Regions from separate parts of the Homo sapiens genome. Here regions 2 and 3 are each linked to region 1. A link is an interaction called in ENCODE POLR2A ChIA-PET data of the cell type or tissue named here. Cell type or tissue: OCI-LY7. All regions are shown on one strand. Links, peaks and the distances in the headings refer to the core of each region. The heading gives the core; the rest is flanking DNA.

Region 1 (10,917 bases), core at 2,050-7,049:
CTATCTTTATCCATATCCCTACCACCTGGTACTCCTGTCCTCCGATTGTCAAAACTTGACCCCTCCTTTGAGATTTATTTCAAATCCTAACTAAACTCTGCTGCTTTCCCTAATTCTATCCTCCTTCCAAGCCCTTTAACTCCTGTGTTTCTTGTTTTTCCCTAGGAATCAGAATCTCCTTGGCACTTCAGTCAAGGGTACACTTGGAGAACATAAGGCCATTGAGACAGGGACCGACCTATCTGTGCATTGTGACCCCTAGGTTAGCACTGTCATGCCATAGCATTTAGGAATTATTGAGTGAGGGACTCTCGAAGGTCCATGTCTTGGCTGTTGTACAAAACACACGAGCATTGAATGGGAAGTTGGACAAAATAACGCCAACAGTCTCTTCCAGTTCTGGCCTTCCAGAAACCTGGATCAGCTCTATGACATCTTCTGAACTCTGCTTTTCCCAAATCCCTTTGGCCCCTTGCCACCCAATTCACATTTAGTTGTCTGGGTTTTTTGTTATTGTTTGTATTTAATGTTTTGCAAAGAAAATGCATTCACATAGTTCAAAATAATTTTGTAATTAAAAGGTACAAAGGACAAAAATCTCACCCCCACCCCATCACGTAACTGTTTAGTTAACACTTTTATTATCTTTTTATATCCTTCCAGATTTCCTTTACGCAAATACAAATATATGTTCTTACATTTTATTACACAAACAGTAGCTTGCATGAGGTTGTTTTTGTAATTGATTTGTGAGTTAAATTTGCTCACCAGCTGCAGTGAAATTGCTGTGTTGGGAGGGTCCTTCAAAGCTCCTTTATGCCCTACTATGCCTAGCTCAGGGCTAGGCACATAAAAATGCTTAAATAAGTGCTTCTTGGTTGGCTGCCCTTCCATAACCTTCTCCAGTCCTGCCTGGAGCTGAAAGCACGTGCCCTACTTACAGCTCCAACGTGTGAGGAGAGGCCCTGCACTCTCACTTCCTCAGACACATTTTTAGAGAATCATCTGAGCCCCGGGGGCAACGATGCAAGTTTCCATCTGTGGTATGCCAGGCCTCCCATCACCTCAGCCTTTCAACTTGGTGGGAGAGAAAATATCATGGGCTAGGAATCAGGAGACTTGGATTTCCTGCAGCTGTGTCCCCAACTTGCTGTGCAACCCTCAACAAGACACTCATCCTCTCCAAGCCTCGTTCTTCTCATCTTTAGAATGAGGAGATGGCCCAGGTGATCTTCCAGGGATCTGCCCACACCAGCACGGCCCTCAGCCAGTCCCTTCCAGCCTCAGCTGTGCAGACATTGTGTGCTATGGGGATGAGGGCCACTTTGCACCCAGGAAGGCACCTGCACTCCCCCTGGACCTGTGCCCATTAGCGTGTTGATCCCAGCTAAAATGGCACAGCCTTGCCACAGTCACACAACATTGCATGAGCATCTTGGGGCAACAATTCTTTCCCCTGGGGCCACAGGCCCGGGCCCCAGAGGCAGCTGCCTGCCCGAAGCAAGACTTAGCCTTTCCTGGTAAGTCAAGAGAAGCCTAAGTGAGGTCTCCTTGATGATCCAGATATGGATCCCATGACACCTAAGGACACATCTAGGGAGGCTAGACTACCCACCGATGTAGGCTTCAAGGCCAGCACTGCTCTCACTCACATCCTTGAAGCAGGTGGCACCAGAATGGGGAATTGTGTGGTTCCCAAGAGCCTCTGTGGGGGAATTCCTCTCCATTCCTCTCTGCCCGACTGCCCTCCTCACCTGCTTCCACCTGCTGTTAGAAACAGGAGAGATGTGACCTGGAAGGCACCTCCAAGACCATCTGGTCCACCCTCTTTGTCTACAGATTCAGAAACTGAGTCCAGAGAGAGGAAGTCACTCACTTGGGGCATGCAGCTGCCTGAGTGAGGAAACAGTCTTCAATGGCAAGCCACTCAACACGTCTCAGAGAAGCCAGCCAGGGCTCCCTTCCCCCTTCTGGAGGCCGCGTCCGCACGTCCACAGTGCAGCAGGTGCCCAGCCAAGACTCTCGACTCAGGGAACAGGGTGGGAAAGCTTCTCAGGGGGAGCAGCCAGGAACACCGGGTGGTTGACTCAGTTCTCTGCACCAGTGGCGAAGGCTGGCTGCCAGCCTGCCTCTGGGGGCTTAATGTGGGTATAAACTTCTTGCAACTGTTGTAAGCAGGACAGGCAGGGAAGAGATGAAGGTGGCAGCGTTGTCTTCAGCTGACCAGTGTTCAGGCTGGAACTGGGAGTCGGGCCTGAATTCAGACCACAAAAAAAAGCTATTGTTAGGAGCCCCGTTCCCTATTAGGGATAGAGATCAGAGCTTGTGGAATTTACTTCTATTGAGTGATCCCCACTTCTCTCTGCCTGTCTAAATCCTCTCTTCTTTGAAAAGCAGCTCAGAGCTGCCTCTTTCTTGAAGCCTTCCTTGCCTACGAACACCCCCATGCAGTCTCCATCCTCTGAACAGCTTGCAGCATTTCCTTCAGGAGGCATCAAGGAACTGGGCACCCGTCATGAGTTCTGGGCTGCCGCTTAGATTACGCATGTGCCTGAGGTCATGGGACCAAAGGCTGGGCGTCTTCAAGAGGAGCAGGATGTTCTACCCCTTTAGTGCCCTCCGCAGCCCACGGCCCAGCAGAATACATAAAAGGTGTGCAATAACAACTTACTTGCCTGTTGACTGATTCCAGTTCCTCCCCCCAAAGGACAGCGAAGCCAACCACACACTCTTGAAATGCTTGTTTCTCCTGTCAGACATCCCTCATGTCCCCATGCCAGCACCCCCAGGCAGTTCCACGGGGAGAGGAGTGTAAGGTGGCAGAGTTGCCGACTGGGCTTCTGGAACTGGCATCAGGCTTGAGGGTCGTTTCGGTGGACTCCACACTGCCTCACGGACCAGGTGCAGCACAGCTGGCTAGGACCCGTAAGTCCTGCCTTGCATCCTCCCTCCCATCATTACAGCAACACACACACACACACACACACACACACAATGTCCTCATGTTTTTCCCTCTTTGGCTGCCCCTGAAGCCTATTTCCACTCAACTCCTCCTCTATGGATATGTTCGGACATGTGTAATTTATCCCAGGGCCCTTTCGGACTGGAGTTAATCTCACATCCTAGTCTACACGCATCACCTGCCACCCAACTCGTCCCCCAGGGACTCCCTCCAGCTCTGGGAAAGGCCAGGTGACAGCAGCTCTCACACCGGCTCTGGTGTGGAGAGGGGTCAGAGTAAGTAAAACCAGAAACAGAGAAATAGCAGCAGTAAAAGCAAATGCCACTGTGTTGCTGGACCTCACGGAAGCCCCTGCCCACATTTAGAAAGATCCTATAATTTCCAGACCGTCCTGGTCAATAATAATCCGAGAGAAACCTTAATGTTTGATTTCTTCCTCGTTGTGATTTGTGGCTTGTGGAGCTCAAGATCTTTGAGGCCAAAATGGTGTTTTTGTTCATTAGGCAAAGTTGCAGGCCCAGGCAGCAGCGGCTTTCTCCAGTCTGCCCCCGCCTGGCCCCAGCTGAGGCTCAGGAAACCTCCTTGGCAACGGCTAAGGGTCTCACAGTGACATTAACCCAGCCACATTCCACACATGTAATATTCCCGAGTAGTACTTAAGCTTGTAAATCCATTTTTTATGATGCAGAATTGTACAGCATGTGCAACGCGATGCGGATGTGTTAACATCACCGTGAGAAACTTAACTTTTGAATATCCTTGTTTTGGGAGGTACACATTTTACAACTTCAGCAACATGTTACCAAACATTTCTTACACAGTTACTTCCATACAAGGTTCAAGGTGGTTGGTTATATTTAAATATAGAATTTCCCCCTACCTGATCACACTGAACAAATTAAAAATGGCTCAATTATTTGCATCAAGTTCTGGGTTTCTTACTGACGCCCTTGCTTCCCTATTGTAGCTTTGAAATTAGACTTTTAATTGTGCTTGTGAAACAAAAACACAGGAGGCCATTTTCATTGCAGAACAGAAAGTTACAGGCAAAGTTAAATGCACCTGCATTTCTTTCTTTGTTGGCTGGGGGTAGGGTAAGGAGGGAGGAGGAAGAGAAAGATTTCTATTTCAATGTCTCACTTCAGGTCAGAGATTAGAACTTCCAAGCTCTGTGTGAACAGGGCACCTGCTCACCTTCTCTGGGCTGTGATTTCCTGCTCCAGCACCAGCGTGCTTCAGCATTGACAGAGGAGAAAAACTTATCCAAGTGATTTGGGCAAATATATCTGATTATCACAAGCCCTATTCTCTTTCTGTTGGCACTGATCGGGAAATGTAATTCACCACCCTCCAGTGCCATAGTCCATGGAGTGGAAAATTCTAAATTCAAACCTGTTCCAGGTCAAAGATTCTTATGTCAAGGCAGAAGAATAGAGCACAGTTTAGCAACTGATTAGCTTCATTTATAAAGCTAATTGATTAGCTTTATTTGTTAATTGATTAGCTTTTATTTGGGTTAAACAATTTAGTCATGTGACAGGTGGATGTCCATTTCTACTCTTATTCTACTCTTCTCTTGATGGTCGGCTGGCTGACCAGTTCCCAAAACACACTCTTTGCTTCAGTCAGGATGGCAATCCCACAGACTCACTGTCTCATTCTTCAACTACACCACCTCCCGCCTAAGCCTCGTTCTTCTTGGCCCTTCCCCAGGATTGCTCTCCAACCCCTTCCCTCCATCTTTCCATCCTTCCAAGCCTCATTCAGCCCCAGTTCCTCTCTGAAGCTCCCCCTGATACCTTCCACCCCTCACAGACCTCCCTGCTCTCTACACACCTGTAGTGCTCCCAGCATATGCCACCAGCTTTGCCTTGTGGAATGACTGTTTTCATCACCTGGCGACTTGTACCAGCTTGTCTCTCCACTCTTGTAAACCTGTGGGAGGGCCCCTATCTCATGTGTCTGTGCATTCCAAAGAATGCCTAAGAGGGTGTTGCACTTAGAGCTGACACTTAATAAATACTTGCCTGTTTGGGGAGGAAAATTGCAATCAAAATTTTAAATGCACTTGGCCTCTAACCTACCAGTCCCTCTTCCAGGCATCTAGCCTATGGAAACACTAGCCCACTTATATAAAGATGTATGTTTAAATGAGTTTATACATGGAAAAGGTTTAGAATAGGACCCCACCCACAGTAAGCACATTATTCAGGATTAATGGTAGTTGTTGCTACTGCTATTGTTGAGAGGTTCACTGTAATATTGTTTATAATAGCAAAAATCTGGAGCAAACCCAAATGGCCAGAAGGAAGAGTATCGTTTTTGAAAATGATGCTACATCAGTATAATTGTAGGTACATTTTAAAAAGAATTAAATTTATATATACTGAAATGGGGAAATGTCCCCAGTATTAATGTTTATCAAAAAAGCAAACCACAGAACAACACTTATAGTATGATTTCATCTTTTTAAGAACTAGGTAGTAATATGTATATGCACTATACATATTCATGGCAGCAGCATAAAGTCATAACTAAGAGCACAGATTTAGGACTCAAAACACTTGGATATTGATCCTGGCTTCACTGCCTACTACCTACGTGAGCTCCAGAAAATTACTTAACATCTCAGTTTCCTTATCTCTCAAATGGGGAAAACAGTCATATTGCCTCAGAGGACTGGCACAGGGACTAAATGAGTTCATATATGTAAAGCACTTAGAATTGTGTCTGGCATGTCCAGATTCCCCAGTAAAGGTTAGTTCTTACCACTGTTATTATCTGAAAAGGAAAAAAGACTGAAAGGATATAAACCAAACTGTTAACAGTGGTTTCCTCTGGAGAGACAAATTAGGAGAAAAGGAAACCTTCTGGTTTGGTTTTGTTTTACCACAAGCAGGTATAACTTACATCATATAAAAATACCTCCTATTTGTCAGTAGCATGGCAGGTTTGATTCATAAGGACAAACTGCTACCTGAGATGTAATGTAAGACGTCAGGATGCAGGCCACAAGCCACGGCTTCCCCATTTCTAAATCCTGATTCTAATTCCAATCCACAGCCAGAAAATTAAAAAATAAAAGATGTTATCACCAGCTGCTGCCCCACGCATACTCTGCAACCCCACAACATGCTGAAAAATGGAGAACATCTGTTTTAAAAAATGAAAGCATCAATTACTATTTTAAACGGGAAGAAAGGGAACAGGAAGTAAATATGGTGACAAGTGTATTTTTATTCATGCATCTTGACAGCCAAGGTAGGGTCTAGTGCTGCTTTAATAATCATCTTCCTGTAGTAGAAGATGGTTCAAAATACCATAACTTTCCTACTACTCCCTTTCACCTGGCAAAATCCTCGTCTTCCAAGACACCTTCCCAGACAACTCCAGTCTGCAGCATTCTCTCCCTACTCCCAACTCAGAGAGATTCTCTGCCCTCCCGCATCTGGGTGGCTCTCCTTCTGGTGACTCATGTCATGATTTAACATAAGCACCACCCAAGGCCCCAGAGTGTGGAGAACAGGAGCCTCTCTGCCTCAGGTTTCTGTGTCCTCCACCACATCTCATGACAATCCCGTCCCACTGGCTACAACAAAAAATCTAAAGTCCTTGGCCCGACACTCCAGGCCTCCCCACCATAGCCCCACACTCTCCACCAGGTCCTCTCTCTTTCTGGGGATGCAGTCAGACTGGCCGAGTCCCTGTCCACCACCTCCACCTTTTGCTCTCCATTGCTTACTTTTTTTTTTTTTTTCCTTTTTGAGATGGAGTCTTACTCTGTCACCAGGCTGGAGTGCAGTGGCGTAATCTCGGCTCACTGCAACTCTCACCTCCCAGGATCAAGTGATTCTCCTGCCTCAGCCTCCCAAGTAGCTGGGACTACAGGTGCGTGCCACCACGCTCAGCTAATTTTTGTATTTTTTTAGTAGAGACGGGATTTCACCATGTTGGCCAGGATGATCTCAATCTCTTGACCTTGTGATCCACCCGCCTCAGCCTCCCAAAGTACTGGGATTACAGGCGTGAGCCACTGCACCTGGCATTCCATTGCTCACTTTTGTGGCCACTTTCCCCTTATATTTGCCATCTCTATGCTGTTATCAGCTTGCTTTTCACATACCCACCTCTCGCTATTCCTTCAGGCCAACTTATTATAATACCCCCAAGTCCTGGTCCCCAGCCAATACATAAGGATCTATTTCCCCCACTCCCCTCTGCACCCCTCATCCTGTGCCTAGCAGAAAACCCAAATCACACAAGCCACCCTCTGAATGGGTAGAGCTTGTCTCTTCAACTGGATCGCAAATTCCTGGAAGGCAGGATACGTGTCAAACTTGCTTCTTTTCCTTTCTCAGATTGGGCATGAGTGGAGTGGAGCAAAGGCTTGGAGTTGAGGGAAGGCGGAGTGAGAATCTTGCCCCAAAAGTTTAATGTGGACTTTCATTTAGTAGTTATATCTATCTGACAGCTCGCTAACTTTGTATGGCAACACTTTCTTATTTGTCTTTTCATTCATTTTTCTTGCTGGGAAAGAAAAAAAAAAAGATAGTTAAAAATTAAATCCAAAACTTTCAGCTCTGATAAGATGAATTTTCTCAAAAGCCAATAATTCCACATGGCTCATCTAAAATTAGAGAGAAGTGACCAGGATTTTTAGTTGACTGGCTTTATAGTAGATGCAAGATAGTCAAAATCTATTTAAATGACTTTCTTAGGGAATTGGAGCAGCAGGCAATGTATCAGATGCCAGAAGTCCATTTAAATATTACACTAAGGGAAGGGAATTAGTTTGGTCAAGCTGCTAAAATGAATAGGCAGGGACAGAAATGCCCTGGAGAAGTGCTGGGTATTTCATCTTGAATCTATTTGAAAGATAAACACATTTATTTACTAAGTTTAGTACTTCAACTATTTTCTGGAATCGGTATTTGTACAAATCCAGGCCGAGCTGGCCAACTGGAATTAAAAAATGACCAGGACTAAAAAATTAATTTGACACTCCTCAATTTCCTTGTTTAGAAACACAAAACAAAGTCCTATTGAAATTGGAGATATATACAATATTTCAGTCTACAACTGGAAACTGCTGCTGTGCACCGGCAAACAGCAGCTCTCAGCTCCTCCAGCCCCAACGTGCTTGCCATGGCGGTCCAGGCTGCAGCTGTTTATGAGCTTAAAATGCAAACATGCTAACTTTTTTCTTCTGCAGGAAAAACATGTATTCCCACTGACACCTACTGCTGTCTTACAGATGGGCCTAACGCTGAGATTTCAAACATTTTACAGGAAATACACGGACCCACACTCCCTGAGCAGGCCCCGTGCTACCCAGGCACTTTTTAAATTGCTTTTCCAGTAGGATCCCAGGAAAAGGTTCAGTTTTGCCACCACCTGCACAAGGCCAGGATATGACTGGTTTGACAATCTCTAACCTCTGCATTCCTGCAGGGGTCCTCCGGGTAACTCTGCCCCCCACCCAGTTAGTGACCCCTTATGGACTCTGGATTGGGTGTTTGGTAGCCTGAGTTTCCTATGGCCAGCAGAGGCAGGAAGACCACACAGTATCAGACATAACATCTCACAAGATGAGGTGTGGCACAACATCCCAACTGTGCTGGAAACTGGGGCTGGCTGGTGAGGATGTCATTTAATGGATGAGCAACTCACCAGCCGGTTTCATTATTGAATGCCTCCCTCTGGCCCCTGAGTAACGGAGCTCTCGCTGGCAGGCCTGGCTCTTCCCCATAGTTCTCAAAGGTTATAGAACCCCCTTCTTCCCTTGTAAACTCTTTCAGCAATAGTCTTCCCTGCTCCCCCTATATTGTCAACACATCATAGCTGAAGCCTCAGTGGAATACCCCATCCAATTTCCCATAAAATGGGACATGAAAATAAACACACATATTGTATGTTGGTTTACATTTCCTGCACAGACCCAGCAGGGGCGACAGGAAAGACATTAAGGAAACTATTTCTAAAGCAATGGGCTACATTTTAGCCAGAATACTCTCACTGACCCTAAAAAGAAAGCCATTCAGATGGCTAAAATCCCATATAATTCTTTGAAAACGCTCTTCAACATTCCCATTTTAATTTCCAAAATCAATATGGCTTGCTAGTGCCCCATGCTCCAAGACAACAATTCATATTGATGGGGAGGAAGGGATGAACATTTTTCTATTGAATGGAAAATTTGGTTATTTTTAAGGACATTATTCCAAGAGAGAAAAAGGTCTTAAGTCCACTGCACCTGACAGAGTATTCTTTTGTTCCTAGAAGGCTGGTTTCTCTTGACATCTCTGCCCTCATTAAAAAAGCATATCACAGTTGTCACCTTTATGTTTTCAGTCATGCAGTTTCAAGCCCCAAAACAGAATGTTGTCATTTATTTTTCTTCTGAAGAAATGGCACCCTGCTCACATGCATGCATGCTCAACGCCAAAAATCCGAGAGGACATTCCTGTAGCACCTCTCTAATTCAGAGCACCTGGCAAGTCTGAGTTAGCGAGTTGTCTCAACCAGGGGATAGTAAAGGCTATTTTATGTCTTCCACGTATATTCACTAACTAGGTAATAATCACTTGCCATTAGCACATGAAAATTGTGCGTAAGTGGTGCTGCTGAAGAGCTAGAAAACAGTTTGTTCTCAGGTAGGTAAATGGTCCCTCCTGCAGTCTTGTTCACACTGTTAATTTGCTGAGCAAACCCTTTCCTCAAGGACTGTGCAAACACCGGTTTCGGGCTCCATGTTAAGGAAGCTCACAGGCAGTCCTCTGCCCCCTTGAGACGACAATTCATCTTCCACCACAACAAAGCCATTTTGCCACACCTAAGAACCAAAAAAAAAAAAAGAAAAGAAAGAAGCATTGCATGTAATATCATTGTCTCTATCAGCCATGGCCTTCCTTTGGTAGGGGCAAAATATTAGTCTCACACTCCAGCCACAAGGAGAAACTTGACACATCCGAACATTAAACTTCCTTCCAACCCTGCCCCCAACATGCCTGCCTTGCTACCCTAATTCTTCCCCCTCTCCCACCCCCAAGTTTCTGCCTATGAGGAGAGAAGGGTGAGGAAGTGCGGATGTCTGCTTCAGGGTGCTATTTGGGGTTTCATCTATTCATGCTTCTCACTTAGCACCCACTTGCCATGGAGGGGCAAGATGAGCCTGGGACCACTACCTTTGAGGGTTGGCCAAGAGTGGGCACCCTGGATCAACTCTTCTCTGGCCTCAAAGAGAAATTTCCTCTTTGCCTGCTCTTCCCTGAGGATCTGTGCTTACTCTTGTTCCAAGAGAGAAACTTGACAGACCAAGATCAGAGTGTGGGGCTAAGGACTAAGAGGACTATTAGACTGCTTTGAGGCTGGCTTTGAACCGGAGGGTTAAGGGAATCCTGAGACCCATGCTGGTGCAGCAGATTCAGCGGGAAAAGGAGTTTCACATCGAGCATGGGGTCAAAGCCCTGTGGAAATCAGGAGGCCTTTGCCAAGAGCACATACTCTGCATGTCTTTCTTGAGCCTGATCTGGGATTGTGTATTTGGGATTTGACTCATCACAAATAACCTAATGAGTGAAGAAATGTCCAAAAGCAGGTAAGTGGAAATGTGGAACATAAGAAGCTGAGATAATCCACACACAAACGACAAGTCCCCAAATGACTATGGGTTGCCTATATGTACTCCAGACATTTTCGTAAACTAAGAAGAGTTAAAATTGACCCAAGACTTTTGCCCTTCCTACATTGCAGATAACACAACTGCAAATATCTAATGCCTTTAGTAGGGATGACTGAAGTTGACATTATAGATGTAGTAAGATCCATGCCCCAAGGATGTTAAGATTCACTGTCAGACAAATAATCTGTGTTAGCTCTGATAAGAAATCCACTAGAGTAATTGGTTCCAGGGTCATGCACCTCCCCACCCCTTTGAAGAGCAGAATCCTACTTCT
Region 2 (10,917 bases), core at 3,771-8,770, 62 kb after region 1:
ACAGGCACGAAATACGACACCACTCCCCCTCCCCGCATCCTCCAGTCAATCCCCAAGGCCTCAGACAGCCACAGGACCCCAGGAGGGGGATGCAGACAGGCCTGACCAGGCACAGGAGGGGGAACATGACCCTCCAGGGCTTCTCATGCCACCACATTAAAAAAAATGTGGACTAGGTCAAATTTCATTCATTTCTTCTGGTTTACGAAAAGCAAGTCTGAGAGTCTGGGTGGGAAGGCAACTCAGAGGACAGTCCCCAAGGTACAGAAACCCAGACAGCCCCTGTGGGTGGGGGGGGGGGGGGGACGGACGTGCTGTTTGACAAAGGTGTCATGTGATATTAAACATGGTCTCGGAACTGCGAACACTGACCTTCGCCCCTGCCAGCCCTGCCCTTTCTCGCCCCTGCTCCCCCATTTCAAATCTGAAATGTAGATTTGGCCTGGATACAAAATACCTTCCTCTAACCAGGACTGAACGTTTGCACACCCTGAATGCATTGAAATGATACAATGCCGGGGTCAGAGTAACACAAAATACTAGGACCACTAGACATAACACAGACTCTTTATTTCTAAACACCACTATAGCAGTTGGCAGTCCCCAACCCCCACCTCCAACCCAAGTCTCAAATGTAAGAGAATTTTCACTTTATCTCCTCGGGCTTGTTTTCCCTTCACTCTCCTTATTCATTCCATGTCCTTGTATTTTATTTTTCCTTTTATTAAAAAATATATATATCAGTGCCTTCTCTAGAGCCCTCCTTTTTAAAACAGCACAAGAAGGCACCTTAAGGGAGGCTGTGGAAATCTGTTTGCAACTTTCTAGATGTAATTCTAAACCACAAGGAAGAATATCCTTCCGCCTGTGCAGCTAAAAAATTTAAGAAACCACAACAGCTTTTCTCACTCAGACGCAGGACACCTCCTCCAGCTGAAAAACTAGATTCTGAAAAGAAGGAATTGTAGGAAAACTAACCAAAAAGAGGATAACTTCTCCAAAACACTCACCTTTGAGTTTGGAGCACCCTGTTGAGTGTATATCTGTGTGTGTGCATTTGAGTGTGTGGACGCGAGTATGCATGAGTGTATCTTTGTGCAAGTAAGTGTATGTATGTGTGGATGAGCAAATGTGTATGTGCAAGTGTACATACATGTGTATATGAGAATGTGTGCATGCATGTGAGTTTACGAGTGAGAGTGTGAACATATGTGAGCGGCTGTTCATGCAAGTGAGTGTGTATATGTATGTGTCAGTAGTGAGTGTATATGTGTGAGCTGAGTGTGCATGTGTATGTCTGGGTTTTTTAGTGCAGAAATACAGCATATGATGAACCAACTAGACTAAGGGTCTCTTGGCTCCACCTGGAAGCTACCATACAACCCTTGCTCCTTACCTTAGGGCAAAGGTGAGGCTGAAGTTGCCTGGAGGTATGCGATGAACAAGGACCAGAGAAAAGCAAGGCAGCGAGCCCTCCGGGGAGTCAGTTCTGTGACTGAAGACACTCTCAACATTTGCAGACTTTGCTGCAGGTCCCAGGAAAGCCTATCACAAGAGGGTAAGGCTATGGCAAGATGGGCAAGCTCCCTTGAACGGAAGGGTGAGGCTCACAGCACAGCTGTCTGCTGGCGCATCCATTTCCTCAGTTATTACACCTGCCCCAAGCTCCTGGCTCTTGCAGGAAAATACCGCACTGCATCAGAGGAAAGATGCCCAGGCATAAGTCTGCTGTATTTCTACATTTGTGGGCCAAGAGACTGATGCATCCAAACTGCTTCAAGCCTCCTGAAGACCTCATTCCACCATTACCAAAGTATCTCCCCCATCCCTCCCAGGCCCCAGCATTCTAGCCACCAAATGACAACAGACTTCAGAATTAAATTTTCCTTTTTTTCCCAATAAATCTATAGTCTTCACTACCCCCTTATATTTTCTAATCTCCTAAACTCATTTAATTATGTCCAGAGTAATTAAACTTGCTATCAGGGGGCATCTGGAAGGAAAGTTAATACATTTTAATTTTACTTATACAATGAATATTCGATCCCACATACAGTGTAGGGGAAGGCACTGGTACACACACAATCTTGCATAATGGACTCATGGGGATCATGGGTTGCAGGAGGTTGGCGGGGTAGGAGCCAGCAGGATTCACCCAGACATGCTAGGAGACAGGGAGCACCGTATGGACGAAGCCTCGGGGTGAAAAGGGATTAGTGAGGAGTATTAAAACTGGGCAGGGTGGGGCCTCAGGAATCTCAGACACCCTTTGACCAAAGTTCCCAGGAGTCATACCAGACAAAAATCTTCCTAAGATTTGAGGATTCATGATTCCTTTTAAAAGCAGACAGAGGTAGGGTTAAAAAAATAATAATAATAATAAGGGGTAGCTAGTACTAACCCTCCCTCCCCAATCAAACTCCGCATGGGGCTTTCTTCCTCTACCTGTCTGACAGGGGAAAGTGGGCAGGGGCAAACCTCCTCCCAAATTCCCCTTCTGAGAAGGGGTAGGAGGTGGGGTGCTTGTCCGTCACAGGTACACATTGTGTTTCCATCTACATGCACCATGCCATGCCCCCACTGCTTGTAGACAAAAAGGAATGAGTCAAATAACTGTCAAGTGACTCAACACTTGACAGGCTGTGTGGCCATTATGTGGGTCCCTTCCATACTGGCTCCTGGTGACTGAAGCCAGCCTCAGTTTTGTCCTCTGTGATGTGAGGACTTGAGCAAGAACCTTGCCAAAGCTCCCCTAGCCAGGATACTCTACAATTGCACACCCCTGGCTTCAGGCCTCCCCAGGGAACTTTACCTCCTGGTGAGAAGGGGTTGTGGGCCAAGATCTGCTGGCAGCAGAGCTCCCCAGCATGGGCCATTAATCCACATGGGGACAGTTAGCATAACTGAAATTTAATCAAATAAATGGCTAAAACTTAATTGTTAAGTGGGAGTTTGCCTGTGCCATCTCACAGATGGCATGCTCCCTAATCCTACAGCTTACTGCACGGCTAGACACCATCCGAGGGACAGGGTAAGACCGAGACAGCTCCTGCTCACCTCCCAGTTGGCCCCACACCATGCACACTCAGGTCCTGGTGAGGCCACTTGTCACCAGAAGGCCCATTATGCTAACATGCAACTAAGATAAAATGGATAACTCTTAAGGGGGCAAAAGATCCCTCGTGGGAAAGGCTCATGGTAAGAGAACGCACCTCCCTGGAAACAGATGTCTTGGTCCTATAACACAAATTGCAGTATCACATCCCCAAAACACAAGCCCTCCCATAAATCATTCAGGGGAGCCTGTTTCGTTTTCCTGTTCTGATGAAAGTGACCTGCATGTGGGGCTCAAGGCCAAAAGCACTGCCACACTCGAGCAACTCCACACTTCCCCACGGCTTACTGTAAAGATGCTGACCAAAACCACCAGGGCTGGAACCGCTGCCCTGCCCAACCTGTAGAAGTTGGCATTCCCCAGGGTTCTGCCCACAGGCTGAGCCCCTGCCCTTCCCCCTCCTCCTTTGCCAATCCTACCAAGTGCTCAATGCCCACCCACGTTGGTCTCCTTTCTCCCACCTTTCTTGGATCATCTCACACAGAGTTGGGGGCTCCAGGTCCCATTTTTTATCTTCTATAGTGCCCAGTCTATGGCTCTGGTTTGGGCATTCTCTCTGACTCTAACTTGCGTTGTTTGTTTCACACAAACATGTTCTCTCTCCACATTGTATTTTCTGTAGTCAACAAAAATTCACCAACTGTAAGTGCGCAATTGAATGAGTTTTGTCAACCATATACAACCATATGACCACCAGCACAGTGATGTGTAGAACACTGACATTATCTCTCACCTGTTTGCCATCAATCCCCTATCCAGGCCCCATGGCTGTTGGGAATCTCTGATGTGTCTTCTATCACTATTGTTTTGCCTTGTCTAGAGTTTTGCATTTTGCAATCATTCAGAATGTAGTCTTTGTGGTTGGCTTCTTTCACATAGCATATTCCTTGAGATTCATCCACATTGTTGCATGCATCTCAACACATCATATGGTTGCATGCATAAAGTACTTCAGTACTTCAGCTCTTTTTAGAGCTGAGTAATATTCCAGTGTATGGATAGATCACAATTTGTTTACCCATTCATCACTTGATGGGTATTTCAGTTATTTCCAGTTTTCCTTAACATAACAAAATGCCACTGTGAACATTTAAATACAAGTCTTTGTGTGGATGTATGTTCTCATTTCCCCTGGGAATATAGCTAGCAGATAAATTGCTGAGTCATACGGTCAGTGCATATTTAACTACATAAGAAATCACTAAAGTACTTCCCAAAGTGGCTGTGTCATCTTGCATTTCTAGTGAATGAGAGTTCCAGTTGCTCCACATCTTGGTCAGTGCCTGTTATTGTTGGTCTTTTTAATTTTGATCATTCGAGTGCATATGTAGTGATATCTCCTTGTGGTTTTAATTTGCATTTCCCTAATGACTAATGATGTTCAGCATCTTTCCATGTGTTTATTTGCCATGCCTTCTTTGGTGGAATGTCTGTTCAAATCTTTCGCTCATTTTCATTGTGTTGCATTGATTTCTTACTATTGACTTTTGAGAGTGCTTTATTTATTCCGGATACAAGTTCTTTATCAGATGTATTTTTTGCAAAAACTTTCTCCCAGTCTGTCTTGTCTTTTTACTTTATTAACAGTGTCTTTCGAAGAGCAAAAGTTTTAAACTTCGATAATGCCTGATTTATCAATTTTTTATTTAATAGTTTGGTTTGTGTGTGCATGTGTGTCCTATTTAAAAATTATTTCTCAGGCCGGGCACGGTGGCTCACGCCTGTAATCCCAACACTTTGGGAGGCCGAGGCTGGCGGATCACCTGAGGTCGGGAGTTTCAGACCAGCCTGACCAACATGGAGAAACCCCGTCTCTACTAAAAATACAAAATTAGCTAGGCATGGTGGCACATGTCTGTAATCCCAGCTACTCAGGAGGCTGAGGCAGGAGAATCGCTTGAACCCGGGAGGCAGAGCTTGCAGTGAGCCAAGATCGTGCCATTGCCCTCCAGTGTGGGCAATAAGAGCAAAACTCCATCTCAAAAAAAAAAAAGCATTTCTCTAATGCAAGGTCACATCGATTTTCTCCATGTTTTCTTTTATAGTTGTTGCCCTGCATTTAGATCTGTGATCCACTTTAAGTTAACTTTTGTGTGTGGTGTGACTTGTAGGTTGAAGTTCTTTTTTTGCATATAAATTCTAATTATTCCAGCTCCTTTGATGAAAAGATTGCCCTTTCCCCCATTAAACTGCTTGTGCATCTTTGTCAAAATTCAGTTAATCTTATATGCATGGGTCTATCTCTGGACTTTGTTCTATTGATCCTGTCTGTCTGTACACTAACACCACAAGTTTTGAAGTCAGATAGCACTGTATAAGTCCTCCAAATGTGTTTTTCTTTTTCAAAATTGCTTTAACTATTTTAGGCATTTGCATTTCCACATACATTTTAGAATCAGTTTGTCAATTTCAACAAAAAAAGCCTGCTGGGATTTTGATTGGATTTGCATTGACTATTGATCAATTTCTCTCCCTGTTATGTTTTAAGCTCCTGGAGGACAAGGAACCTATCTTGCATTTCCCCATGGTTCCTGAGCCATAGTAAACTATGTGCTTATCTCTGGCAATGCGGCTGTGATTGGGGGCGGGGAGGGTGAAAGCCAAGCGAGAGAGGGTAAAGCAGAAGGCAAGGAATGGTGTAGAGTCACAGGCAGACGTGAGGATGATGAATGCGAACTCTTGGCTGGTGTCATGTATTCTGGCAGTGGCACAAGGAAGTGGTGACTCGGGAGAGGCCAGTTTTCTTCTCATAGCCAAGGTCACTGTTTCACAATCAGGGAAAGTTGCAAGATCCCCAGAACTTGAGATTTCTAGGACAAGCTAGGGTTCCTAGAGTCTGGGATCTGGTGAACAATCGCCAAAGAATAGAATGGAAGTTGATTTCATGTCTGTCTGACTTTAGCTTCCTTCTAGAAAGAGCTAGAAAGGTCTCAGAGATCATCTAGTCCACATTTTATAGATGAGCAAAACAAGAACTGGAAAGACTGAGGTCACAGAGTTAAACAGTGAATTGGTAGCACCCTAAGACTACGAAAAAAATCAGGTCTTCTGTCCTCAAGGCTGTTGACCTTTTGGCTACATCACATCTCCCCCCACTTTTTTTTTTTTTTAGTAATGTTTGTCCTCTCCTGTCTGTCACCAGAGCCATTTACGTCACAGAACTGGAGCTCTTAGAAGTCAATCAGTTGGCTGTGCCAGAAAGTCAGAATTTGGTCTTCAAGTCCCCCCGATGCCTCCTCCTTTCCTGTGCATCTATCAACACAAGACATTATTAAGAAAGCTTAGTGACTTCTCATCAAAATCCCCTCTATAACCAGACTCCCTTTCCCTGCCATTTGCTTCAAGCCAGCTTTGGCCTTCCCAGGTATTTTGGTGAGATGGGATGGGCTATAAACCAGAAATCAGGGACATGGTTTTTAAACCACCTATTCCTTACTCATCAGGCAAATCACTGAACTTCTCCACCCATGGTTTTCTCTCTCAAATGAGGACGGTAATACTCACCCTATCTGCTTGAAGGCTTATAAGAACACAGTGAAAATAGAGCAGAAGTCCCCTCCAATGCCTACAAGGTGGCATATAATGGAAGATACAGGGAAGAAGATAACACACTCCAGAAACAAACTTTTTCTGAAACCTCACTGCCAGAAGCAGGAATTACAAAGGAGATTTATGGGTACATTGTCAGGCCTCTGAGCCCAACCTAAGCCATCATATCCCCTGTGACCTGCATGTATACATCCAGATGGCCTGAAGTAACTGAAGAATCACAAAAGAAGTGAAAATGACTTGTTCCTGCCTTAACTGATGACATTACCTTGTGAAATTCCTTCTCCTGGCTCATCCTGGCTCAAAAGCTCCCCCACTGAGCACCTTGTGACCCCCGCCCCTGCCCGCCAGAGAACAACCCCCTTTGACTGTAATTTTCCATCACCTTCCCAAATCCTATAAAATGGCCCCACCCCTATCTCCCTTCACTGACTCTCTTTTCAGACTCAGCCCGCCTGCACCCAGGTGAAATAAACAGCTTTATTGCTCACACAAAGCCTGTTTGGTGGTCTCTTCACAGGGACATGCATGAAATTTGGTGCCGTGACTCGGATCGGGGGACCTCCCTTGGGAGATCAATCCCCTGTCCTCCTGCTCTTTGCTCCATGAGAAAGATCCACCTACGACCTCAGGTCCTCAGACCGACCAGCCGAAGAAACATCTCACCAATTTCAAATCCGGTAAGCGGCCTCTTTTTACTCTCTTCTCCAACCTCCCTCACTATCCCTCAACCTCTTTCTCCTTTCAATCTTGGCGCCACACTTCAATCTCTCCCTTCTCTTAATTTCAATTCCTTTCATTTTCTGGTAGAGACAAAAGAGACATGTTTTATCCGTGAACCCAAAACTCCGGCGCCAGTCACGGACTGGGAAGGCAGCCTTCCCTTGATGTTTAATCATTGCAGGGACGCCTCTCTGATTATATACCCACGTTTCAAGGGTGTCAGACCACGCAGGGACGCCTGCCTTGGTCCTTCACCCTTAGCGGCAAGTCCCGCTTTCCTGGGGCAGGGGCAAGTACCCCAACCCCTTCTCCTTCAACCTCAGCAGCAAGTCCCGCTTTCCTGGGGCAGGGGCAAGTACCCCTCAACCCCTTCTCCTTCACCCTCAGCAGCAAGTCCCGCTTTCCTGGGGCAGGGGCAAGTACCCCTCAACCCCTTCTCCTTCACGCTCAGTGGCAAGTCCCACTTTCCTGAGGCAGGGGCAAGTACCCCTCAACCCCTTCTCCTTCACCCTCAGCGGCAAGTCCCGCTTTCCTGGGGCAGGGGCAACTACCCCTCAACCCCTTCTCCTTCACCCTCAGCGGCAAGTCCTGCTTTCCTGAGGCAGGGGCAACTACCCCTCAACCCCTTCTCCTTCACCCTCAGCGGCAAGTCCCGCTTTCCTAGGGGGCAAGAAACCCCCAATCGCTTATTTCCACACCCCAGCCTCTTATCTCTGCACCCCAATCCCTTATTTCCACACCCTGACCTCTTATCTCTGTGCCCCAATCCCTTATTTCTGTGCCCCAACCCCTTCTCTGCTTTTCTGGAGGGCAAGAACCCCCCACCCCTTCTCTGTGTCTCTACTTTTTTCTGGGCTTGCCTCCTTCACTATGGGTAAGCTTCCACCTTCCATTCCTCCTTTTTCTCCCTTAGCCTGTGTTCTCAAAAACTTAAAACCTCTTCAACTCACACCTGACCTAAAACCTAAATGCCTTATTTTCTTCTGCAATGCCGCTTGACTCCAATACAAGCTCGACAGTAGTTCCAAATAGCCGGAAAACGGCACTTTCAATTTTTCCATCCTACAATATCTAAATAATTCTTGTCGTAAAAGGGGCAAATGGTCTGAGGTGCCTGACGTCCAGGCATTCCTTTACACATCAGTCCCTTCCTAGTCTCTGCCCAGTGCAACTTGTCCCAAATCTTCCTTCTTTCCTTCCCGCCTGTCCCCTCAGTCCCAACCCCAAGTGTCGCTGAGTCTTTCTAATCTTCCTTTTCTACAGACCCATGTGACCTCTCCCCTCCTCACCAGCCCAAGCTAGGTCCCAATTCTTCCTCAGCCTCCGCTCTTGCACCCTGTAATCTTTTTATCGCCTCCCCTCCTCACACCTGGTCAGGCTTACAGTTTCGTTCCGTGACTAGCCCTCCCCCACCTGCCCAGCAATTCACTCTTAAAAAGGTGGCTGGAGCCAAAGGTATAGTCAAGGTTAATGCTCCTTTTTCCTTATCCCAAATCAGATAGCGTTTAGGCTCTTTTTCATCAAATATAAAAATCCAGCCCAGTTCATGGCTTGTTTGGCAGCAACCCTGAGATACTTTACAGCCCTAGACCCTAAAAGGTCAAGTGCCATCTTATTCTCAATATACATTTTATTACCCAATCTGCTCCCGACATTAAATAAAACTCCAAAAATTAAATTCCGGCCCTCAAACCCCACAACAGGATTTAATTAACCTCGCCTTCAAGGTGTACAATAATAGAAAAAAGTTGCAATTCCTTGCCCCCACTGTGAGACAAACCCCAGCCACATCTCCAGCACACAAGAACTTCCAAACGCCTGAACTGAGTTCCTCCAGAACCTCCTTCCCCAGGAGCTTGCTACAAGTGCCAGAAATCTGACCACCAGGCCAAGGAATGCCTGTAGCCCAGGATTCCTTCTAAGCTGTGTCCCATCTGTGCGGGACCCCACTGGAAACTGGACTGTTCAACTCACCTGGCAGCCACTCCCAGAGCCCCTGGAACTCTGGCCCAAGGCTCTCTGACTGACTCCTTCTCGGCTTAGCGGCTGAAGACTGTTGCTGCCCGATCGCCTCGGAAGCCCCGTAGACCATCACGGACGCCGAGCTTCCAGTAACTCACAGTGAAAGGTAAGCCCGTCCCCTTCTTAATCAATACGGAGGCTACCCACTCCACATTACCTTCTTTTCAAGGGCCTGTTTCCCTTGCCTCCATAACTGTTGTGGGTATTGACAGCCAGGCTTCTAAACCTCTTAATACTCCCCAACTCTGGTGCCAACTTAGACAATACTCTTTTAAGCACTCTTTTTTAGTTATCCCCACCTGCCCAGTTCCCTTATTAGGCCGAGATATTTTAACCAAATTATCTGCTTCCCTGACTATTCCTGGACTACAGCTGCATCTCATTGCTGCCCTTCTTCCCAATCCAAAGCCTCCTTTGCGTCCTCCTCTTGTATTCCCCCACCTTAACCCACAAGTATAAGAGACCTCTACTCCCTCCTTGGCGACTGATCATGCACCCCTTACCATCTCATTAAAACCTAATCACCCTTACCCCACTCAACGCCAATATCCTATCCCACAGCACGCTTTAAAAGGATTAAAGCCTGTGATCACTCGCCTGCTACAGCACCGGCTTCTAAAACCTATAAACTCCTTACCATTCCCCCATTTTACCTGTCCTAAAACCAGACAAGGTTTACAAGTTAGTTCAGAATCTGCGCCTTATCAACCAAATTGTTTTGCCTATCCACCCCGTGATGCCAAACCCATATACTCTCCTATCCTCAATACCTCCCTCTACTACCCATTATTCTGTTCTGGATCTCAAACATGCTTTCTTTACTATTCCTTTGCACCCTTCATCCCAGCCTCTCTTTGCCTTCACTTAGACTGACCCTGACACCCATTTGGCTTAGCAAATTACCTGGGCTGTACTGCCGCAAGGCTTCACAGACAGCCCCCATTACTTCAGTCAAGCCCAAATTTCATCCTCATCTGTTACCTATCTCGGCATAATTCTCATAAAAACACACATGCTCTCCCTGCTGATCGTGTCCGATTAATCTCCCAAACCTCAATCCCTTACAAAAGAACAACTCCTTTCCTTCCTAGGCATGGTTAGTGCAGTCAGAATTCTTACACAAGAGCCAGGACCACACCGTGTAGCCTTTCTGTCCAAACAACTTGACCTTACTGTTTTAGCCTAGCCCTCATGTCTGCGTGCAGCGGCTGCCACTGCTTTAATACTGTTAGAGGCCCTAAAAATCACAAACTATGCTCAACTCACTCTCTATAGCTCTCATAATTTCCAAAATCTATTTTCTTCCTCACACCTGACACATACACTTTCTGCTCCCCGGCTCCTTCAGCTGTACTCACTCTTTGTTGAGTCTCCCACAATTACCATTGTTCCTGGCCCGGACTTCAATCCGGCCTCCCACATTATTCCGGATACCACACCTGACCCTCATGACTGTATCTCTCTGATCCACCTGATATTCACCCCATTTCCCCATATTTCCTTCTTTC
Region 3 (10,917 bases), core at 3,699-8,698, 120 kb after region 1:
CCCAGATGCCCCCAGCAACAGGAGAGCTCTCCCCACCCAGCCAGCATGCAGGGACTAGAAACCGTGAGCCCAACCTCCTAAACCTTCTGCAATCTGTGACCTAACCCAGGCTTAGGCCCAGCTTGGGGGAAGGGAGCAGATGAGGTGCTTTTAACCCCTGAACCACCCAGCCCTCAGGACCTGAGGGCTTATGAAATTCACACAATAACTCTTTGTTACCTAGGATTACCTAGGAGTTAACAAAAATAAACAACTGGCTTTGAATCTGGTCTCAGGGTGCATGCCCTGCTCTTCAGATACCATTTACAAGATGGGTAAGTGTCATCTCCCTCCCATCTAAAAACAGTCCCCCTTAGAGCCTTAACTCTGGCATCTTGCTCTTTGTTATTCTCTCTCCATGACCTTTTTCCTTTTCTTTTTTTTTCTTTCCACAGCAGGTTATTTTTCATTTACTTTCAAATAAAAATTAGATGTCACACTTCTTTTCTTCTTGAACCTGCTTTTTTGTGTTTAGGGTGGAATCACTGCCCACCCCCTAACCTTTTAGCCATGCATGATTCATACCATGTGTTCCTACACAGAGAAGCAAACTGTATTATTTTCTAAAACAGTATCTTTCAGAAAACATTTGTATAAATGGACAAATTTAAGTTTCATAAAATGGTCCCTACTATAAAAGCTCACTTGAACAAGTAAATGGTGGTGGCAGTGGTGGTGGTGGTGGTGGTGGTGATGATGGTGGTGGTAGTGGTGGTGGTGGTGGTGATGGTGGTGTTGGTGGTGATGGTGGTGGTGGTGGTGGTGATGGTGGTGGTGGTGGTGGTGATGGTGGTGGTGATGGCGGTGATGGTACTGGTGATGGTGGTGGTGGTAGTGATGGTGGTGGTAATGGTGGTGGTGGTGATGGTGGTGGTGGTGGTAGTGATGGTGGTGGTAATGGTGGTGGTGGTGATGGTGGTGGTGGTGGTAGTGATGGTGGTGGTAATGGTGGTGGTGGTGATGGTGGTGATGATGGTGATGGTACTGGTGGTGATGGTGATGGTGATGGTACTGGTGATGGTGGTGGTGGTAGTGATGGTGGTGGTAATGGTGGTGGTGGTGATGGTGGTGGTAATGGTGGTGGTGGTGATGGTGGTGATGATGGTGATGGTACTGGTGGTGATGGTGATGGTGATGGTACTGGTGATGGTGGTGGTGGTAGTGATGGTGGTGGTAATGGTGGTGGTGGTGATGGTGGTGGTGGTGGTAGTGATGGTGGTGGTAATGGTGGTGGTGGTGATGGTGGTGATGATGGTGATGGTACTGGTGGTGATGGTGATGGTGGTGGTGGTGGTGATGGTACTGGTGGTGATGGTACTGGTGGTGATGGTGGTGGTGGTAGTGATGGTGGTGGTAATGGTGGTGGTGGAGATGGTGGTGTTGATGGTGATGGTACTGGTGGTGATGGTACTGGTGGTGATGGTGATGGTGGTGGTGGTGGTGATGCTACTGGTGGTGATGGTACTGGTGGTGATGGTGGTGGTGGTAGTGATGGTGGTGGTAATGGTGGTGGTGGTGGTGGTGGTAGTGATGGTGGTGGTGGTGATGGTACTGGTGGTGATGGTGGTGGTGGTAGTGATGGTGGTGGTAATGGTGGTGGTGGTGATGGTGGTGGTGGTGGTAGTGGTGGTGATGGTGGTGATGGTACTGGTGGTGATGGTGGTGGTGGTAGTGATGGTGGTGGTTGTGGTGGTGGTGGTGATGGTGGCAGTGGTGGTTGTGGTGGTGGTGGTGATGGTGGTGGTGGTGGTGGTGATAGTAGAGCCTTCACATTTTAACTACAATGATGTGCATTTTTCTCTAAAACCAGGAGAAAAATTAGTCAAAATTATGTGTGGGCATGAATATACAACATATACTATGTTCAAATACACATGTAAATACATAAGGAATATGCATTGGAATAACTCTGGAATAACCCTAAACTGACTCCTTTTGATTCTGGCCTTGGCTAAAGATGTGTGCCATGGACTATACCCAAAGTCCTAAATGAGGCCACAGGAGTGAATGTCCAGTAATAAAATGGGCTCCAGAGGCACAGGCATCTTCAATCACTAGCCACGGAGCAAGACAAGACCCTGGGGAGAAGACCCACAGGGATGAGCTACTATCAGCTCCCAGCCTCCAGTGAGGAAAGAAAAAGGGGAGGGAAGAAGTCCCTCTGGGGCTGAGTGGAGTGGGGAGCGGCTGCCAAGTGAGTAATGGAATAATACATATGACAATCTATTTTGGAAGTAACTCCTTCAGTACTTAAAAAGTAAGGGCAATTTCCAGAAATTCTCATCTCTATACACATGGACATTTGTAGAAGAAATAAGGCTCAACTTACAAATACCCTGCGGGGCATATTCTGCACTCATCCCAGGCGTGGGGATTAGAGCTCCATGTGCAGAACGAGGGGAGGAGAGGCCCCTCCAGTGCAGAAGTTTATCTGTGAAAGAAACCCAAAATCAAGCACTACAGCTACAAACAACGTGCATCATAAACCACAGGATATCACATTTCAATTCCATTAAAATAGATTACAACATCATTACAACAGCCTTGCAGATAGTTAACAGGCCCAAGGCCTGAAACAAAAGAAGAGTGGTGAGTTATTTCCCAGAGTTTCTGTTTTGTTTTCAATTTCGGTCTTTTTGACAAAAGTGAAAGGGTTTGTTTTAGGAAAGGGGAGAGGTGGTCTTTGGTTCATTTGCTTATTTATTTGTTGTTGTTTGATTATTGTCTTGTGGAAAGAAGATGTGTAAGCAGCAAGGGGAAAACTGGTAATATTGTGGGTAGCCTGGAAACATGGGGGGATTTTATCTGCAAGGCTGGTTTACATGCATACATTAACTTTACTTTATAGACAAACCCAAGCAAAAAGCAAAATGCTGATAGGAAATGAGTAGATTTGTGAATCGTTTTTTATGGGACAGAGTCCCACTTTGCTTTCTCTGTCCCTCTGCCCCCCTCTTCCCATGCTATATTTATGATAGCGCCTTCAGTGATAGGGGAAACCTGGGCATTTCTGGACTGAGCTGGGCCATACTCTAGAATCCTGTCAACTGGAAACCTTACACAGATGTGGCTTCTCACAATACAAAGCAATGGAAGATAAAGATTAGACTTCTGGGGTCCAAATAACTTTGACCATTAAATGACAAGGAAAGAACCAGCATTCCAATAATGCCAGCACCCAGAAACCCTGACCCATCTTCACCATTTTACTGCACTTTGTTGTACTCTGGTGAAGACAAGTGACTTCTCACACTAATAAAATGAATCTAATAGTCAATGAAACATTTGTAGCACTGAGATTTTTTTGAGAAGAGGAAAATTTGGTTTGTGCAATCTGGGGATTTTACGGTTTATGTGGTAAGTGCCTAGCTTTTCCAAGTCCTCCTCTAGCTAACTAACCATGTAGCTGTCCATCTTGAGACAGACTGGAGGATAGATGGTGCAGGAGACGCTCTGTGTGTTCTAGAGGTTTGGAGTTCATGATGATTGGGGAGGGCGGGAGACAAGAAAAACAGACTTTGATGGTGAACAAACAGTATGTTTTCCATTAGCTTAATATTAAGAGCACTTAGAAGTGTTGTTGTTGTACTCTAGGATAGCAGGTCTCAAGTGTAAAATACATCCTGTTCTCCTTATATAGAGCACACTGCCAAGCACAGCCAAGGCAGTTGGGACAAGATTTCCTTTCGCAAGGAGCCTGGTGGGTAACGATGGTGTGCTGCTGAGAAGGCTCTTACACAGACAGCATAGGTCTGCTGTTACCAGGCCTGCAGAGGGAAGCCCTGGTGGAAGCACCACCTAGCCTGAGAACATCTACAGAGACATTTCATCCTCTCTGACCCAAAACAAAATAAACACCACAAAGTGAACCAACACAAGCAGGAAGACCGGACTTAACAAACAAGTATGTCTACATTTGACTGTTTACGTCAAGTGAATTGAGAGTGTGGCGTAAAATTACTACAGATTTTGTCATGGTATTTTTCAATGAGAAATCTGAGAATCCATCTTTGCACTTGTTTTTGCCTCAGCCGTTCACTAAGTTTGCTGCCAAAACAGACATCCTTTTCTTAGGAAACACAGGCAACCCAGGTATCTCTGTGATCCCAGCATAAACGCAACAGGTACTTGGATCCTTGTATGGGGAGTATCAAATTTCAAATTCTCTGCCACTTACTCTGGGAAGAGACCCTGAAGTGCTTCAGCAGGCCTCCAGCAAGAAATGGGAGAACTGCTAACCTAATCCATGCCTAGCCCCTCGCATGAATCTCTTGTTGGCAAACTTGTCTACAAACCCATTAGCCCTAAACAAGCTGACGGCAGGACCAGATCTCTACAGTGTCTGGCCGTGTGGCAAAGTGAGGTCTCATCTGACTATCTGGCAGCATAGTTTGTTTTTGTTTTTGTTTTTGTTTTTGTTTTCTAAGTTGTAAAAAACCCTAGCTATCATCAAGTCTGTCCCTTCATTTTACAGATGGGGAAACTGAGGCCATGAGAAATTAAGTGACTTGCCCATGGCTACACTGATGATTAACCACAATGTGAAGATTAGAATTAATCTCCTGACTCCTGATCCAGTGGTCTTTCCTGGGAATTTGTCTCTTCCCCCCTGCTGCTCCTGCCGTGGTCTTCACTGCCCAACAAGAAGGTCCTGTTTCTACTGATCCATTAAGCAGTACTTAACCGTCTTGGGGGAGGGTCCAGCCCAGCAGCGCTACATGGGGCTTTCGAAAGGTGCCAATGAACTGACTTGGTCTCACAATTGGAAAACAAGGCCTGCTCTGCTGCCTGGGCCTCCTGGCCTCACCTTTGCTGTGTTCACCCTCTACCTCTGCTTCCCCTGCAGAATTAGACAGCTAAAAACATTTCTATCAGCCTAAGAAGCTATTTACTTTAGAAAAAAAGCACACTGTCTTTGTGAGACTCACCCTTGCATTTATCTTCCTTCAGGAAGAGGGTCAAAGCAAAGCCAACTGGGGACCCCAGCTGATTCTGCTGCTTCTTCCACTAAACACATCCATAATATTCTCTTTGGTAAGTAAAATCGACATTCCCACATGAACTGGAAATGCTAAATTGTTAATAGCCTCCCTAGGGCTTAACTTCTTGCTATGATGCCTTCAATTATTTCATCACGGCTTAGGCAAAGTAAAGTATCACAATTAATGCTTCTGAGCGTCAAACTCGAGGAGCAGCTCTGCCTTCCCAGGCCAAGGTGGGGAAAAGGAGCTGCCCCTGGTTGAGGGCCTCTTCTTTTCCCACCTTCGCTTTCATTCTCCCCAGCCAGAGATGGGCTCTGGTTGCTGGCTAGGAAGTGGGTGATCTAGTTATGTCCTCTTTTTTTCTTTGTTAGTGCTCTTAGGCAAGTGATTCTCACAGCGCAGACCCAGGCCCACCCCCGATCAGCATCACCTGGGAGTTTGTTCAAAATGCAAATTCTTGGGCACCACCTCAGACTTACTGAATCAGAAATTGAGGGTGGGGAAGCAGCCTTCTATGTTGAATAAATTCTCCAGGTGATTCTCATGCACACTCAAGCTGAATCAGCACTGCTGTCTTAGGGTAAGGGAAGTATGAACGCTGGAAGCTTTGAAATTCCCTGGGCAGAGACCCATGGGCCATGAGGCTGTTTTCCCTCCTGTCCAGGACCCACCTCCTTTAGGACTGGAACAGTCAAAAACAAATTAAGCTTAGGGAATCCCTAAGGATCCCTCCATTAGGAAATTCAGGTTCCACCCTCCGTCTGTCATTGATAAGGACAGGGAACAGGTCCAGGCTCTCCATCAGGTCCAGGGCCTTCTTAGCATGAGACAACACCCAAACCAGCTTGTGCCAGACAGATTGTGTCCTCACTGCTTCCATTAAAGCCGACATGTCAGCGAACGCAGCTGTGGCAACTGCACGGACACAGCAGGAACTGGACTCTTGTTTCCCTTTCTGGTCTCTCAAATGGGACACATTTCCCTTTTCTGACTCAATCTTTTTTCAAATGTCTTACACTTTTCTGGTGGAAGGTGTTTCAACCTGTTCTATTTCATAAAGGTCTCTCTAGACCCAGTATTTCCACTTGGGGCCTCAGAAATGCCTTACACATTATTAGGTTGCAAAGTTTCCTTATGGCTGAATTTAAAAATAGTGACTCTTATTTTTCAGGTTTCATTAAAAAATATGCAGCAAACTGGGAATGGCTTTGATTTAATGTTATACATTTGGTCACTTTACATTTCTACATATATTGGGTACCAACTTTTGACAAAGAGCTCTAAGCCCAGTGGGATGTTCCTGGAATTTAAGTCATTAAATCAAGTTTTTTGGTTTCCTCAAGAACATCTCAAAGATTCCTTGACTATTAACATGCTATTTGTTTCTGAAACTAATCACTGGGTGTGTAATACAGCCACATTACTGTCTACTAATCAACAGGTAATACTGCAGATTTCCAAATGTGCCAAAACAGCTAAGCAAAAAGCATCATTCCAACACGTTTAATGACTGCTTTGGGAGCCCAACTTTAACAGGTATTAAAACCACAGGACTCTCCACAGGAGTACATAGATGTGTGCTATTCACTAAAATGTACGTGTGTGTGTGTTTGCAAGCATTTATGTGTACATATGTGTGTTAGCGTGTGCATGCATATGTGTTTGTGAGCATGTGCATGTGTGTATATTGTGACTGTGTGCATGTGTGTGTATGCTTGTGCATGTGTTAGCATGTGCATGCACATGTGTGTTAGCGTGTTCATGTGTGTGTATATGTGAGTGTGTGCATATGTGTCTGTGTACGTGTGTGAATGTGTGTATATTTCCTAAACATATGTTTTTAGATAATTTCCCTGTTTTTTTTTTTTTTTCAGTGAGACAGGCACAAAAGCAGTAGAGCTGTCCCACGTGGAATGGGCTATCTCGTGACACTGTGACCCCCTTTCTTTCACCCTGGGTCTTCAAAAAGAGAATGGATGACACTATGATGAGGAGGGGTCTCTATATTGGTGACAGGCCAAAATACAGGACTACCTACAGTCCTTTCGCAGTCCATAATCCTCAAGTCCCTCAGCTCTTCCATGTACCACCTTCTAGACTACACTTAAAATGCATCCTGAACGTTTGTAAAGTACCCTGAAGGAACCCATTCCAGTTCTGAATCCGATTACTAGGTTCAAGCCACACAAATAACAACAGTGCAGCTAGTCTGAGCTAGAGGCTTCTTTACCTAACTGCAAAGTAAATGTCCTTTCTATTCAGCCGCATCTAGCTCTTGACCCTATGTTTACCATAGATACCAGTTCTTCTCACTTAGATTCTCTGACTTATCAGAGTATTATAGAGCAAACATTAGCTATGCCTGTGACTTGAGTTGTGTCAATCTGTAATGAAAATGTGCCAGCTTTATCATCACTCACAGACTTCTTAATTAACCTTCTGATATTGTCAAAATCGCACTCTCTTTTGTTCTAGAAATGAGCATTTACATGTGCATTTTTTTTCCTTCATTGCTTTTTTACTGGCTGTTTTACCAAATCCTGATGTTCTTTAAAAAGTGTATTCTGCAAAAACAAAAGAAAGCAATAATTATAGACACTACAATATAGAATTTCTTCCCTGAAACTCTCTCATGGTCCTTAGATTCCTTGATACTTCACCAGTGACTTTAATAACATCAATCACTCATTTTAAAACTCTTTTTTGATCAATGCTATCCTCTTAGAGCCTTGATTACTCAAACAACAGGTTACTAACTTCACCTTTTAAGAGTTCTCCTCCTAGGCTTTTTCTCAATAAAGGGAGGAAGTAGAGATGACATTTTGCGTGCCCCTTTATCTATAAAAATGCCAGCCACCAATCTGTCAGGCCTAAACAAAATTTTTCTGCAAGCTGTGTCTTTAACATAAGCAAAGCATATAATTCCAAAAAAAAAAAATCTTGCTTTTCTGAAAAGCAACTAAGCCAAAGACATTGTGTTCCATCTTTGTGTTGAAATGCAGATTTCCCACTAAAAGGCAAATCCTTCATTTCAAAAGGTTGAATAGGATGGTACTTAAAAAAAGAATTCCAGCTGGTTAAATTTAGGGTGTTAAAAAAAGTTCACTCCAATAATATTCTTTGGCTCTGGGCCCAAAGTATTTTCACTTGATCGTGAATTAGATAAATTTTTATTACACTTTAAGCTTTTGCCTTAGAATGGCGGAACTTATCTAGGAGACTGAGAGGGCAGCTGCATAAAAAGACAAATTGTCTTAGGACAATTTTTTTTTGTTTGTTTAATCACATACCTCACTATGCAAAATGTGTGTTCCCAGGATAAATTCCATTCATTCATTCTCTCATGCATTCATTCAACCTCTCATGCATTCATTCAACAAATATTTACCGAGTGCCTACAATGCCCAAAGCAATGGGCTAGCCGCTGTGGGCAGTACAAAGAAAACACGGACACAGATTTCTCCCACAGCAGGCTTCATTTAGTAGAAAAGGTAAGGCCTGCACAGAAATTGCTCTACCCCCATGTAGAAAGTGTGTCATGAGAGAGGTACAGATGAGCTGCTATGGAAATTCAAAGGAAGAGAAATTATTTCCATTTGGAAGGGAGGGAGAGAGGCTTTGGGAAAGAGGAAAACTTATGAGTTAAACCTGGAGAGCCAAGAGAAAGGATATCCTAGATAAAAAGAAAAAGCAGGTAAAGATGCTTAGAGAGAAGCAAAGCCCAAGGTGGGCACAGAGTAAATGGGGCCCAATAGGCGGTTACATTCACATCAAAATATTGCACACTGATTCATCCAGTTGACAGCGGAGGATACGACCATCTAAATAAATCCTCTGAAGATTTCTGTGACATCTTCAGCTTTCACAAGTGCGTATTTTCCAATTTCACATTTTCTGAAAATAAGGGACACAACCATGTGGACTCTTGTGAAACTCCATGAAGGTTCATCTGTTCTGTTTTCCCCCCACCTCAATTGTTTCTTCCCCCAATGAATGTGGGTGGCCCGCTAAGGCAAAATTTACTATGTTTTATTCCTCTGAGTCAGACAAACAAGTGTTGATAGCCATGTTCTTCCTTGCAATACTGCCTCCCTGGCTTAAATAATCTATTTCAGATGTCTCATTGCCAGTTTAAGATGGGCTTGTACTTGCTGACACATTTTCAACAAATGACTGTGCAAGAAACATTGAGATTTTCCTACACTACTTTGTCTCTTCAATCATCAACTTGACCATCCCTCCAAATTTCCCCTCTTTCTTCTTTTCAAAGCCATGGGGAGGATAGGGGTGCCCTTACTCCTGCTCTGAGTCCTCAGCTGAGGATCTTGTTTGTGTGTAGTGGGGGCAGGGGGAGGGGTGTAGCCTTGCCTCTATCCGAGGTATTTATCAGGTTATTTGGGAGCTACTTTCAGAGATGCCCTTGCTCTATGTATTCCCACTGCCACCACTCCCCGGATTCTTTTCTTCCTTTAGGAAGCAGGGACTTGTTCCTCTGGAGAGACTGCTAGAGGAAAGTCAGGAACCTAAGTTCTGCAACCCCAACTCTGCCACTCACCAGCTGTTTCGTGACTTTGAATAAATCCTTTCTTTCTGGCCCTAAGTGTTTCCATCTTTAAAAGGAGAAGACTGGATTAGATGGGGTGGCTTCTCTCTCCTGCCTCCCATGCAAGTCCAGGCCTCCTTTGGACCAACCAAGAGACCTACTATAGGCCGTGCTAGAAGCTGGCCAGGATACACCTGTTCCCCTCATGACCTTGACCTGGATGAGGAGGGCCTTATAGGAGAGTTCAGGGCTGGGCTTGGTCCCCAGGCTAATCCTTAGGCTTAGAGAGTGAGCCTGATGATGGATTTCAACCTCCTGGGACACAGTCTTGCAAAGTTTACATGTCTGAGCTTCAAGGAGGAAACCTAGGTGTGTCCTGAGCCAATGAGACTGAAGGTCAGAGAACCAGGAAGAAACTTCCCCAAACCCAGGCTAAATGTCAAGGGAAAAGGTCTCAGTGGCTCATGCCAGAAGTCCAGTAGCAAAGCTCGGCCTCATGCCAGAGCCTGGCACCCATTGCTCACAAAGGCACACACAGGACTCTAAGAAAAGGGAGTCCTCTCCCCAGCCACCACAAACCAGGACAGCAAAGCCCAGCACCCTGTGGTCCTTGACCTCCCACCACACCCCATCAGCATGGAGGGTTCTTGGAAAGCCATGTGTAAAATGAATTTCTGTAAAATAAATCATATTTGCTAACCAACATAATTTCAGAGATGTTTCGTCACCCTTCCAGGCTCATTGAAAATTGGCAGGGCTTCTAACATTTTACCTTTTAAGTGTGTCTTCCTTCCCCCAACCCCCAATATCCTCTCTGTCAAGTAGTTAATGATCTGTAAACAAACACTTTAAATTCAGTGGGGGAGCTCACTATTTAAAGAAACCCTGTGGTGAAACCTTTTGAAAAGTTAACAATCTTTCTGTAATGTGAAAAATCACTCTCTAATTTATCAGTTTCCATTAATGAGATTTTTGTGTGTATTGGGCCTTCTGAAAGTGGGGCTCAACTGCAATCCATGCCTTTGTAGTTAGAAGGGACGATAAAAGACACTGCCCTGAACATATTTCTGTCACCCGAATTGTCCAGCTTCACACAAACGTATCACAAACACCCCGATGCCTCCCTGCCCCACTCGAGAAATGAAGAAAAGGATGGGAAATCATCATTTGGACACCTGGAAAGCCTTGCAAACCACACTTGCGTTTCTCCCAGGTTAAGTATTAGATACCTGAGGAAGGTGAAATACGCATTTTCAACTGAGCATTCAGGAAGAGGCATGGGGCTGTGAAGATGGATGCGATGAGAATGATCATTTGCAAACGTTTGATTCTGATAACACCTGCCAGAGCAGA

Evidence for each region. Peaks named below come from ENCODE experiments on the same cell type or tissue, not always from the same donor. Only the 100,000 strongest peaks of a DNase experiment are listed, where the experiment ranks them.
Region 2: POLR2A ChIA-PET joins it to region 1 with 14 read pairs; 2 of 35 experiments call an interaction of 5 or more read pairs at or near these places.
Region 3: POLR2A ChIA-PET joins it to region 1 with 11 read pairs; 2 of 35 experiments call an interaction of 5 or more read pairs at or near these places.

What each region holds. Positions count from the first base shown.
Region 1 is chr2:60,350,055-60,360,971 of GRCh38, forward strand. It overlaps MIR4432HG (MIR4432 host gene), which reads right to left. Exons shown (of 2, transcript NR_132992.1): 2 at 9,162-9,794. Among named protein-coding and RNA genes, the nearest start is that of MIR4432, 32 kb to the right of the region's middle. RefSeq lists enhancers at 1,548-1,627, 2,398-2,897, 3,378-3,457, 3,598-3,647. In OCI-LY7, for the core only: a CTCF peak has its summit at 3,549; DNase peaks (open chromatin) are centred at 2,577, 3,167, 3,517, 3,977 and 4 weaker places; H3K4me3 peaks cover 4,519 bases; H3K27ac peaks cover 5,000 bases.
Region 2 is chr2:60,410,638-60,421,554 of GRCh38, forward strand. The region is part of intron 2 of LOC124906010; the gene reads right to left. Among named protein-coding and RNA genes, the nearest start is that of MIR4432HG, 25 kb to the left of the region's middle. RefSeq lists a silencer at 2,540-2,589 and an enhancer at 3,060-3,189. In OCI-LY7, for the core only: no CTCF peak of the experiment used is centred there; a DNase peak (open chromatin) is centred at 4,274; H3K27ac peaks cover 82 bases.
Region 3 is chr2:60,466,364-60,477,280 of GRCh38, forward strand. BCL11A (BCL11 transcription factor A) reads right to left here. Exons shown (of 4, transcript NM_022893.4): 3 at 2,369-2,470. Among named protein-coding and RNA genes, the nearest start is that of MIR4432HG, 80 kb to the left of the region's middle. RefSeq lists an enhancer at 10,119-10,917. In OCI-LY7, for the core only: no CTCF peak of the experiment used is centred there; no DNase peak of the experiment used is centred there.